2 separate regions of the Homo sapiens genome follow, and region 2 is linked to region 1. Evidence: chromatin contacts called from ENCODE Hi-C or POLR2A ChIA-PET data. All regions are on one chromosome and are shown on one strand. The core of a region is the stretch at or near the end of the contact, and the rest is flanking DNA. Distances in the headings are between cores, read along the strand shown. Region 1 overlaps PARD3 (par-3 family cell polarity regulator). Region 2 has its middle 48 kb from the start of PARD3-DT.

The links. A loop is a pair of places that touch in the nucleus more often than their neighbours do. ChIA-PET counts read pairs that join two places held with the same protein, here RNA polymerase II (POLR2A). Pooled maps may share reads with other maps.
Region 2: a loop to region 1 is called in a map of PC-3, with 3 times the contacts of the local background. The contact joins two enhancer-like sites. A Hi-C loop is called at or near these places in 1 of 168 maps with a recorded cell type or tissue (PC-3) and 2 of 50 pooled maps. POLR2A ChIA-PET finds 5 or more read pairs at or near these places in 8 of 52 experiments (BJ, Caco-2, GM12878 and 5 more).

Annotation. Positions count from the first base shown.
Region 1 is chr10:34,721,267-34,727,655 of GRCh38, forward strand. The region is part of intron 1 of PARD3 (par-3 family cell polarity regulator); the gene reads right to left. Among named protein-coding and RNA genes, the nearest start is that of PARD3, 91 kb to the right of the region's middle. Within about 2 kb of position 2,490, at least 2 of the 41 ENCODE cell types and tissues checked have a DNase peak (open chromatin) inside an H3K27ac peak, as active enhancers do.
Region 2 is chr10:34,860,076-34,866,464 of GRCh38, forward strand. No RefSeq gene overlaps it. Among named protein-coding and RNA genes, the nearest start is that of PARD3-DT, 48 kb to the left of the region's middle. Within about 2 kb of position 2,941, at least 2 of the 41 ENCODE cell types and tissues checked have a DNase peak (open chromatin) inside an H3K27ac peak, as active enhancers do.

The DNA of each region.
Region 1 (6,389 bases), core at 1,240-3,739:
AATTAACAGAATTTTAATATTCAAATTAAGTTATTTCCTTCCTGTACCTCCATCCTGTCTTTGAAAAGAGTTGTGGAGCGAACAGGGCGTAAAGTAAGCTATGTGAAAAGAAGAAAAACCACAGAGACCAATGCCACAGGAATGCTGAAGCTGCACACAGGGTGTGCCTGGGCAGCCGGCAAGCTGAGGGCAGGGAAGGAGTCTGACCCTCTCCTCCAACCCCATAGCCAGCGAAAAGGCAATACCCTGAGAGGGGCTCCAGAGCATCCCCCAGGAGTGCCCAGCATCCACAGTGATAAGCTGAGTGACCAGGGGGCTCAACTACTTGCAGGGTTCCCAAGGGAGCAAGACCCTGCTCTTCCACATTGCGAATCACACACAGTTCCTGTACAGCCATCTCCTGGAGACATAAGATTCCCAGCTCTCACCAATTATGATAAAAATAAAGTGAGATCCATTCAGTTATCTGCTGGAAGATATAACTAAAGCACTAAATACCACTGCTAATCTGAGTTATGTGAAAAATATATATTTTGGGGTTACACCAATACCTTCAATTAAGCATGTACTAAATTATAACATACAAACTCTAACACTAGAAAAACAATGGCTTTAATATTGTCTAAACAGGCTGGGTGCAGTGGCTCACGCCTGTAATCCTAGAGCTTTGGGAGGCCAAACCAGGCAGATCGCTTGAGTCCAGGAGTTCAAGACCAGCCTGGGCAACATGGTGAGATCCCATCTCTAAAAAAATATAATAATAAAAAACACAAAAATTAGCCAGGCATGGCGCCACGTGCCTGTAGTCCCAGCTACTCCAGAGGCTAAGGTAGGAGGACCACCTGAGCCCAGGGAGTTCAAGGCTGCAGTGAGACATGATGGTGCCACTGCACTCCAGCCTTGTGATAAAGTGAGATCCTGTCTCAAAATATATATTTTTGAGACATATATTTATATATTTTTATATATATACTGTTGTTTTATGTATATATATAGACTGTTTATCTATGTATATATAGATTGTCTAAACAGTAACAAATAAGATTTGCCCGTCACCACACTGTCATTCACTCTTGCTATCTCCAGTGGTTATCGCCTGTACAGAAATCAAATTATAGTTTACCTAGTCCAAGTTTTAATAATAAACTGGCTCAATGCTTCTGCACAAGGTCACTATAAACTATAATCATAGAAAACATCCATGTATGTGTTTTGAGAAATGAGGACTGAAGAACCAGCCTGGCCACTTAATCTCCTGTGACAGCAGGGTAAGATCAGGCTTGATGTTCAGCACGGTACTCCCTGGGGATGTTCCGTCTCACTCTCCAGGGCAGGACACTTTGGGCCTCACACTTCCTGCGCACACTTGCCCCACAATCTTCTTGCCTATGCTCCGAAAGCTGTTGACAGCCTTCATCTCAAAAACATTTAACTTCATATATTTTGCCTCAGCATTTAGAATATCACAAAGCATTTTGTAAGCCACCTTTCAAAACACAGTATCTTCTTTAGAAAGTGAGGCAGAAGGCAGGATATTAGTTTAATATTCCTTTTTGACAAATACATATATTGAACATGATGAAATATTTACCAGTGTAACTATCTGATATCTAAGATTTATTTCAAAATGATGGAATGGAAATAGTGCGAGGGTACAGAAGAAACAAGATTGGCCAAAAATGTGAATTGCTGAAGTTGGGTGACAGGTACATGGAGGTATGTTATTCTCTTAACAATTGTAGTATATTTGAAATTTTCCCTAATGAAAGCATATTTTTACAAAAATATATATATTGGCCAGGCACGGTGGCTTACACCTATAATTCCAGCACTTTGGGAGGCTGAGGTGGGAGATCACCTGAGCTCAGGAGTTCAAGACCAGCCTGGCCAACACGGCAAGAACCCTGTCTCTACTAAAAATATAAAAATTAGCCAAGCATGGTGGCACATGCCTGTAATCCCAGCTACTTGGGAGGCTGCGGCAGGAGAACCTAGGAGGCCTGGGCAACAGAGCGAGGCTCTGTCTGGGGGACAAAAAAGAAATCATATATTGACTTGAAAGGTTAGAGGATGCCTTTGATTTACATGTATCCAGTAAAATCATACGAGAAAAAGGCCACCAATGATGGCTGAAACAGCCAGAGAGACACACAGAAGCAAAGTCACTATGTTTATTATGCATTTCTGATTGCTTTTTTCCTTAAAGAAGCATAGTGCCTTTGACTTCTGTTTCTGACTCCCCAAATTTTAAGGTCACCTCTGATAAGATCATAAACTTCTTTGAGCTCATATCACCAATTATTTCAAACTCTGTTTGAAAAACCAAAATGTATTAGATATCAATCAGATCATAGTAATTAATCTCAGCTTTATGATGTCAGAAGACTTTTAAACTTCCCATTTTCCACAGCTTGTTCCCCGCCTAGGGAAAAAGCTCAATCACTTCATAAATCTGGCATCATTCTAGTACACTGTGTTTTAAAATATGCTCAAGTATTGATCACGGCGATGCAGCGGAGGAACTGCAGGCTTGAGCACACCGCAGGGATGCAGGACCAGGGATGGGGGCACTTCTTTAGGGGACATCTGTAATCGCACTCTGGGCTCACAGTGGAAGGGTGCCGCAGGCTGGGAGCTGGGCTCCTTTCACTTTCCAGTTTGAGTTCTCGTCTACACTTCACTGGTGGATCTGTTACTGATATTAAAACCCAAAGCCACCAGCAGAGAGCACTCAACGAGCACAAGCTTGGTAATTCCTGTTCACTGCAGAGGGAAACAGGAGTGCACATCATTAAAGCAAGAACACATTCTTAATGGAAACTTCGTATGGAGCACAGGGACAGTATATACATAATCCAAAATTCAAATAAACTCAGTGTTCGTGAGAAAATAAGCATGTAATCCTGAAGATTCTATGAAATGCATCCCATATTGTTTAATTATTTATCTCTCAGGGTATTTTTTTTTAAGTCAATGCAGTATGGTTGGAAACTGCATTGTGATCTATGGCTTTCTCCATGCAACTAAAATAGCCTTGCAAGTCATGCCCATTTTTAAAAGCTTATACAAGCACCTACCCTCTTGCAGTGGTGAAGATAGCACTGTAATTTCCCTTCAGTTCTCTTACATAACTAAAGAGTTTTTTGTTTTGTTTATAAGCTCATACATTGGCTAGAAAAAATTATAAACTTGCTGGTAAATTTCTAAACTTGCTAGTAAAAAAATTAAGTTATATATAAGAGGCTGCCCTGTTCTAATCCCAATCAAGTATTTAAAATAATTTTACTATGATCACAGTAAACATAGCACATAGAACTAAAGGAAATACTATAGTGAATATATATAAGCTAAACTGGCTAGTTGTCATTAAACCCAGTAACTAGAAAACTGACCACAAAATATTTTTGTTTTTACTGTTATGTTATATTATTAACTCAGGACAAAGGCAGGGGTGTAGAGGTGAAGAAGAGCTCTGGGGATAGGTCAAGTCAGCTGGGCTGTGCTACCACGGGCAGCAGCAGTCTGCAGGAGAGCCCTGAACATCAGTCTACTGGATGCTGTAGCCCAAGTGACAACAACGTAACTGCGGAGCAAATGCTGGAGCAGTAGAAATGCTAGAGCTTCTAAAATCCGCTCAGTGAGCTGATTAGTTACAAATATGAAGGAAGCATCAGCTCATTCAGTACAAGCAATGGAGCCTAGGAATTAACAGTGAAGACTGGACATAGCTGGAGCAAATGACTTAACCTCTCTCTGCCCGTTTCCCTCATCTGAGAAATGTGAGTAACAAGAGTCCCTTACTCATAGAATTGTTAAAAGGATTGAATGAGTCAAAACTTTGTGTGTGTGTGTGTGTGTGTGTGTGTGTGTGTGTGTGTGTGTGTGACAGAGAGAGAGAGAGAGAGAGACGGAGTCTCACTCTGTCGCCCAGGCTGGAGTGCAGTGGCGTGATCTCAGCTCACTGCATGCTCCAACTCCCAGGTTCAAGCGATTCTCCTGCCTCAGCCTCCTGAGTAGCTGGGGTTACAGATGCCTGCCACTACGCCTGGCTAATTTTTGTATTTTTAGTAGAGATGGGGTTTCACCATGTTGGACCAAGGTGGTCTTGAACTCCTGGCCTCTAGGTGATCCACCTGTCTCGGCCTCCCAAAGTGCTAAGATTCCAGGTGTGAGCCACCACGCCCAGCCCAGTCAAAACTTTTCAAGCTCTCCGAATAGCTCAAGGCATTCAGTCACTGCTAAGTATTCGTTGCCATTCTGATAAGCCAGGATTTTCACAACAGTCCCTACTTCCTCAACTGTGAGGAGTAGTGTTATTCATCGTAAAAATCTACCCTTGGGGGGGCACAATATCTAGTGTCAATCTATCTCAAAAGGGAATGAGGGAATACATGGTGGTTCTCAATCCTGGCTGTATCAGAAACACCTGCGAGCTTTACTAACTACACAACACTCCAACCAAGAACAAGTGAATTAGAAAGAAACTCAGATGACACAATGTCCAGCCAGCTTGGGTAGCTAACACCAGGACTGCAACTGAACAACAAAAGTTACTTTGCAAAAAGGCAGATACTTTACTACACCTAAAACATTATTTGCTTGCTGTGGACTAGTTCTACTGTCTTGAGTGAATGCGTTTGTGTGTTGTTGTTTTTTTAATCCCACGTTCTCAGTCATGTAACAGATAACTGCAGTATCTAAGCATACATGTCTTTAGAATGCCATTTGGTTAAAGTTCTTTCCAGACTTAAGGGAGTGTAAAGGTAATCAATTAGCACCACAAGGATTTCTGCCTAACATGTCTTTTAACCATCAACAGATGCCATATAACTTCCTAAAGCTCTTGGCTATAACTACTTTTATACTTAGAACAAATCGAGTTCATGTTTTACTAAAACAAAAGCTTTGGCCAGGCACGATGGCTCATGCCTGTAACCCCAGCACTTTGGGAGGTGGGTGAATCACCTAAGTTAAGGAGTTCAAGACCAGCGTGGTCAACATGATGAAACTGTGTCTCTATTAAAAACACAAAAAATTAGCCGGGCACAGTGGCTCACGCCTGTAATCCCAACACTTTGGAAGGCCAAGGAGGGTGGATCACCTGAGGTCAGGAATTTGAGACCAGCCTGGCCAACATGGTGAAACCCCATCTCTACTAAAAATACAAAAATTAGCCAGGCGTGGTGGCACACACCCATAATCCCAGCTACTCGGGAGGCTGAGGCAGAATCGCTCGAGCCCAGGAGGCAGAGGTTGCAGTGAGCCAAGATTGTGCCACTGAACTCCAGCCTGGGCGACAGAGTGAGACCCTGTCTCAAAACACACACACACAAACACATACACAATTAGCTGGGCGTGGTGACAGGCACCTGTAGTCCCAGCTACTCAGGAGGCTGAGGCTGAGGAGAATCACTTGAACCTAGGAGGTGGAGGCTACAGTGAACTGAGAATGCACCACTGCACTCCAGTCTGGGCGGCAAGAGTGAACTCCATCTCCAAAAAAAAAAGTGGGGGGAGGCGGGAGCGGGGGTCTTTTCTGTCTCATATGTATAAGGAAAGGCCAGCATTACATCTTTATACTTTCTCCTTTCTGAGCACAGACCTCTGAACTTCTCCTCTGACCACAGAGCCCTCTATTGTCAGCAACTTTCTACCCTTTTCTGTGGACAGGGAATCAAGTCCAGTCTTTGCTTTGCCAATAACCAGCTGGGTAAGCTCAGACAAATAAAAGCTCTGCCTATTCCCCAACCTGTAAAATAAAGGGGAAGTACAAGATCTACAGGCACCACTGCTCTTACCATTACACTATCCTTAGAGCCCACAAAGCATCCATTCCCTCTGCACCCTGTGTGGTGGGGGATTCCATCCTTCCAATATGTTTAAAGACTTTGGCTCAAGAGTCACAAGCTCATAAGCCTATGGGAGCCAGGCAGGTAAATGAGGGACAGGATGAGTGGGTGCCTGCAAGCCTGAGAGCATGAACCCTATCTAAGGAACAGCTGCCACTGGCGGCATACAAGCTTGCTCTGGCCCAGGCTCCCCAGGTCTCAGGAAGCACTGCACGTTCCCACGTTTTATGCAGCATCTTCTCAATTTCTCAGGCTGGCCATGACAGACATCATTAAAACAATGTGTTCTAGCCTTCTCCCTGCAGGCAGGGCAAGCCTCATAGGACCCAAAGTACATCAGTCCTTCCAGACTGCTGACACCTGCAAGCACAAAGAACTACCACCTTGTACTCTGTAGTCAAAATTTATTTAACTGAAGCAAGTCTGAGCACAGCAATGAGAGATTGCTATGTTTATTTTTTTTTTGAACGACAACAACAAAAAAAACAGTCCAAGTTTATATACATAATGATTTATAGGCACTTTGAAGCCTTTAAGGTT
Region 2 (6,389 bases), core at 1,691-4,190, 140 kb after region 1:
CTTCAGACCTAGAATCTCTGCAGCCCAAATTCTGGCTGACTCCTCACAGAAACACATGAGCAGCCATGAGTATGGGCAAAAATTCTGCACTGGCCGGGCGCGGTGGCTCACACCTACAATCCCAGCACTTTGGGAGGCTGAGACGGGTGGATCACCTGAGGTTTGTTTGAGACCAGCCTGGCCAACATGGTGAAACCCCATCTCTACTAAAAACACAAAAAATTAGCCGGGTGTGGTGGCGTGCACCTGTAATCCCAGCTACTCAGGACGCTGAGGCAGGAGAATCGCTTGAACCTGGGAGGCAGAGGTTGCAGTGAGCCGAGATTGCACCACTGCACTCCAGCCTGGGTGACAGAAAAAAAATTGTGCCCAGACCTCAGTGGTCTCCTCCTGTAACTGAGGCAATGCAACCCGCTTTGTGGACAGGGTAGGGTGGGAGAGGTGAAGGCACCAGCACTCCTGGGTTTGTCTGAGGGCCACTCTGGATGACCACCGCAGATGCAGGTCTCTGGATAACCTGTTTCATGGCAGTGGGGCTGTCGGACAGAGTGCCCACTCTCCAAATCTTACCAAATTATCCCCCGCATCTGCATGTTTCTCTTTTTATATTCAGTTCCTTTGAGAAAAATGTCCTTTAAAAAAAAAAAAACTGAGATGGGGTCTTGTTGCAATGCCCAGGCTGATCTCAAACTCCCGGGCTCAAGTGATCCTCTCGCCTTAGCCTCCCAAAGTGCTGGGATTACTATCCTGAGCCACTGCAGCCAGCCAACAGAAAAACTTTCTACCTGCTTCTTCAATTCATACTCAATGGCCTTCACAAAAGAGTAAGAAAAATAAAGAAAAAAGTTAAAGGGTCTCCCTGCCAAGGATGAAGACAGAGCTCCAGGGACTTCTGCAGAGGGAGAGGGGCTGACGATTCTAATGGTCATAGGAGCCAAAATAACAACAGTATCAACAGCTATATCTTCCGGACTATCTTTTTTTTTCTATTTCCCAAAAGTATAACTGCAATACTTTATCTTAAATGATATTTATTTATCATCATCTATATAGTTTTTGGAGGCTGGGCACCATGGTTCACGCCTGTAATCCCAGCACTTTGAGAGGCTGAGGTGGGCGGATCACTTGAGCCCAGGACATTGAGACCAGCCTGGGAAACACAGCGAGACCCTATCTCTACAAAAAAATACAATAATTAGCTGGGCCTGGTGGCGCACACCTGTGGTCCCAGCTACTCAGAAAACTGAGCTGGGAGGATCCCTTGAGCCCAGGAGGTCAAAGCTGCAGTGAGCTGAGATTGTGCCATTGCACTCCAGCCTGGGAGACAGAGCAAGTCGTTGTCTCAAAAAATAATAAATAAATACATAAAAATTAAAAGACAGTTTTTAGGGGTCCCCCAAACCCAATTTTCCCGTTGGATAAAACCCAAATAGGATATAAATGCATGGAAGAGTTCAGAAGCAGACCCTTATATTTTCAAAACAAAAAGTACCACCCTTGACTTGGTTTGGAGAACAAATATGAACCTTGGAGCCCTCTCTGAAGCTGGCTCCCTTCTCACGGGCGTGGCAGGCCTTGCCTTCTGCACTTACATGTCCCAAGAGGCATCAGCCTGCCCGCTGAAATCCGAAGCCACATAATGTCAACACAGTACTCCTGTGTAAATATCTGGTCCAGGGAAAATGCCTTGAACGCTTGTACAACCAATTTTCTGGCAGGCAGTGAGATGAAAAGGAGAATTAATGCATGCATTAAAATAATTTCTTTTGAAAACCCAAACAATTGCTGTGCATCCTTCATCACAACACACACTAAATGGCCTTTTCCTACCGCCCTCTCTCTCTCCAGGCATCTTGCCCACCCCCAGCTCTCCTAATAAAGAGCACACTAAGTCTTTAGCTCTGCTGGCAAGGAGAATTAAATTGCTATTTGCCACCTGGTGTTGTCTTACTTAACGTACTTCCAAATTGCACTTAAACTTCCCTTTGGAACTCAGAGTTTAAATGCTAGAACGAAGGAAACAAAGCAAGAGAGAAAAACAGAAAAGAAAAGTGAAAAAATTTACATAATTTGCAAACACTGTCTTTAACAGTGTTAAAAAAGTAGTCTTTTTTCTTCTCTTTGCCTTCATCTTCTGTTCGTCATCTCATTTGTTTCCTCTTGTTCATCTTTATTTTTATCCTTCAGAATTTAATCAAAGAAGAAACACGTTTCTTCCCATTACAAAACCATACTCGAGTTCAAAATGGGGTACTCTGAGTGTTTTAAATAGATTTTTTTTTTTTTTTTTGAGACCGAGTCTTGCTCTGTCACCCAGGCCGGAGTGCAGTGGTACAATCTCAGCCCACTGCAACCTCTACTTCCTGGGTTCAAGAGATTCTCCTGTCTCAGTCTCCTGAGTAGCTGGGATTACAGGCATACACCACTATGCCCCACTAATTTTTGTATTTTTAGTAGAGAGGGGATTTCATCATGTTGGCCAGGCTTGTCACAAACTTCTGACCACAAGCGATCTGCCTGCCTCGGCCTCCCAAAGTGCTGGGATTACAGGCATGAGCCACCACGCCTGGCCATTTTTAGTAGAATTTTATCCCAGAAGCTCTGTGATCCTGTCCATTGTAACCCTGTTTTTAAGTTTTCAGGGTCCCTTTCTTTTCTCCATTTAATTTCTTCTTCTCCTCCTCCTTTTTCTTCTTTTTTCCCCCCCACCCCCAGAGTCTTGCTCTGTTGCCCAGGCTGCCATTCAGTGGCATGATCATGGCTCACTGTAGCCTCAACCTCCCAGGCTCAAGAGATCCTCCCACTTCAGCCTCCCGAGAAGCTGGGACTACAGGTGCAAGCCGCCATGCCCGGCTAATTTTTTATTTTTTGTTGAGATAGGGTTTTGCCAGGTTACCCAGGCTGGTCTCAAACTTCTGGGCTCAAGCAAACTGTCTGCCTTGGCCTTCCAAGGTGCCGGAATTACAGCTGTGAGCCACCACACCCAGCCCATTTAATTTATTTGTTCAGCAAACACTTTGTTGAGAATTGATTCTTGTCTAGCACCATGACCTTTTCTTTTCCCACTGTTTTCTTTCTGTTTAGCTCAATTATCAACTACCAAGGCAGCAGAATCATAAAATTCAAGAGCTCCCTCAACTGCACAAAAGTCCACTCTTTTCAACTGTAAGACATTCTTCCCTCTGCAGTTTTTTGTAATATGAAGAATTTTAATTAGCAAAAAGTTTTATAAGACGTTATCAAATAACAAATACTTAATTTCTTTTCTTTTTTTTTTTTTGAGACGGAGTCTTGCCACCATACCTGGCCTATTTACAGGCATCCTGTTTAAGAGATGTTTCAGGCCGGGCGCGGCGGCTCACACCTGTAATCCCAGCACTTTGGGAGGCCGAGGCGGGCGGATCACAAGGTCAGGAGATCAAGACCATCCTGGCTAACGCGGTGAAACCCCGTCTCTAATAAAAATACAAAAAATTAGCCAGGCGTGGTTGCAGGCGCCTGTAGTCTCAGCTACTCTGGAGGCTGAGGCAGGAGAATGGCGTGAACCCAGGAGGTGGAGCTTGCAGTGAGCCGAGATTGCACCACTGCACTCCAGCCTGGGGGACAGAACACAAGACTCCGTCTCAAAAATAAAAAATAGAAGAGAGACGTTTCAGGCCAGGTGAGGTGGCTCATGCCTACAATCCCTGCCTTTGGGAGGCTAAGGCAGGAGGATCACTTGAGCCCAGGATTTTGAGACCAGCCTGCGCAACATGGCAAAACCCTGTCTCTTCAAAAAAATACAAAAATTAGCCAGGCATGAGTGCATGCCTATGGTCCCAGCTACTTGGGAGGCTGAGGTAGGAGGATCACTTGAGCCCAGGGGGTTGAGGTTGCAGTGAGCCAAGATTGCCTCATTTCGCTCAAGCCTGGGTGCAGAGGGAGACTCTATCTCCAAAAAAAAAAAAAAAAAAAACACGTTTCAGATGTTTATAATTCAGGTTATCGTATTCAGCTTAGAGGGAGAAGGCTTAATGTTAGTTGGGTACTAAGTGCAGACAGAGGAAGTGTCATTTCCGTTGTCCTCCCAACAGAGCAGATCCGTGTCCCTCTAAATAAAATGGTTGAGAGAGAAGAGTCTTGAGTTTTGCTGCAACAAAAAACTAGGGAAAAAAAAACAAATTCAATTTGAGGCTCTAAGCAAGGAGCAGCAAAATGTTGAAAAGGTAATTAACATCTGTATTCCAAAGAGCAGCAGAGAGCAGGTTAGAACAGATGGTTTCAGAAGTCATAAAAATAACCTAGGACAGTCTGTAGGTGGAAGAAAGAGCTTACTCCACGTGAGTGACAAGGTACTGTAGTAAATAGTTCTTTAGCGTTTTCTGTTGTCTTAACACTTGCTTTAACTGGGTAGTTTGGGCATTAATAAGGAGATGGCTCGCGTATTGTTATTGTGATGAATAACTTCTTCGAAAAAAAGTACTTGTAAATGTAATGAGTGGTGTATCCTTGCCTATCTGTTCACAGCATCTGGAAGTAAATCTAATCCCGGTCAGAAACTATCAATAAAACAGTGGCAGTTAGCTGCCAACAAGCCATAGAGTCAAAATCTAGCCCTACGTGAAGTGCTGCAGAGTGAAAAATCTCACACACGAAAAAAGTGGTGCTTGGTAAAAGTTAAGAGAACAAAATATAGCAGGAAAAGACCCATGAGTTAAAGCCATAGTTATAGAAAATCTAGTAGAAGCACTTGCTTTCCAAAGGCTGAACTCCAGACAGCAAATAATTCACTGATTTTGGAAACTTTCCAAATAACAAAATGTTCTGTTTCAGAAGTGTCTTGAGCTTTTAGGAGATCAGAATAGAGAAAGGGTACAGTGCCCATTCAGGTCTCGCTTTGTGTTTATGCTGAATAAAAGTTCTCCACGGGAGAATACTGAGTCTCCAATAAGATAGGATGACATTAAGAGAAAACAATTTTTTTATTTTTATTTTTTGAGATGGAGTCTCGTGCTTTTGCCCAGGCTGGAGTGCAATGGCATGATCTCGGCTCACTGCAAGCTCCACCTCCTGGGTTCAAGCAATTCTCCTGCTTCAGCCTCCAGAGTAGCTGGGACTACAGAGGCCCACCACCACACGCAGCTAATTTTTTGTATTTTTAGTAGAGACAGGGTTTCACCATGTTGGCCAGGCTGGTCTCGAACTCCTAACCTCAGTTGATCCTCCTGCCTCTAATTTTTTGTATGTTTAGTAGAGACAGGGTTTCACCATGTTGGTCAGGTTGGTCTCGAACTCCTGACCTCAAGTGATCCATCCGCCTTGACCTCCCAAAGTGCTGGGATTACAGGCGTGAGCCATCGTGCCGGGCCAAGAAAACAATCTTTATTCCCATTTAAGAGAGCTATCTAAGTGTGTTTAATCCTTATTTCAAGTTAAGTGCTTAGACTTGGTTGTTTTTCTATACAAGCAATTATCTTACCCTAAATGCTTTCCTTTACCGTGTGTGTATGTGTATTTTTAGAGACAAGGTCTCACTCTGGCACCCAGGCTATAGTGCAGTGGCACAATCACAGCTCACTGCAGCCTCGACCTCCTGGACTCAAGCAATCCTCTCACCTCAGCCTCCTGAGTAGCAGAGAGTACAGATGTGTGCCACCAAGCCCAGCTAATTTTTAATTTTCTTTTGTAGAGCCAGGGTCTTGCTATGTCACCCAAGGTGGCCTTGGACTTCTGAGCTCAAGCTTCCACCTGCCTCGGGCTCCCAAAGTGCTGGGATTACAGGTGTGAGCCACCATGCCTGGTCCATATTCTTTATTTACAATGAGATTTATAAAACAGTTAGTAATAAGACATGGATTGAAGAATTTGAAAACCTAGGAGACATTTATCAAGAAAATTCCCCAGGATTACAGTAACTAAAGTGCAGTTAAGGCGAGACAGTTCTCAAGTTGTTTATCACCACCTACTAGGATCCAATCCCTTTTTTTTAAACTTGCCAAACCATTTGACAATGTACAGATGCTATTTTATTTATAAATTTGGTTATTCTACAGGTTGTTAAATTTGATTTGCAATATAATCATAGTAGCAAAAAGTCATACTAGTTTTGTATTTGATAGAAAAATATTTTAATAGTAATTATAACAGCAAATTATAGTGCTTTACCAATAATACTGAAGACTTCTGTAAATTTTGGAAATCTGAAACTGATCATGTTGAAAAATTAATGCAATTCAGGAAAGACTTAAAAACCCAATACAGTGTTAATTGATCCTGACAATGATTTATTTTTGCAGTTTGCACAGAGCCCTTAAAAGGAGATATTTCTTGAAGGATGAATAGGGATTTGGCAACTGAAAGCAAGATAGCAGGATGCTCTAGCAGAGGGTACGGCGCAGGCAGAGGCACGG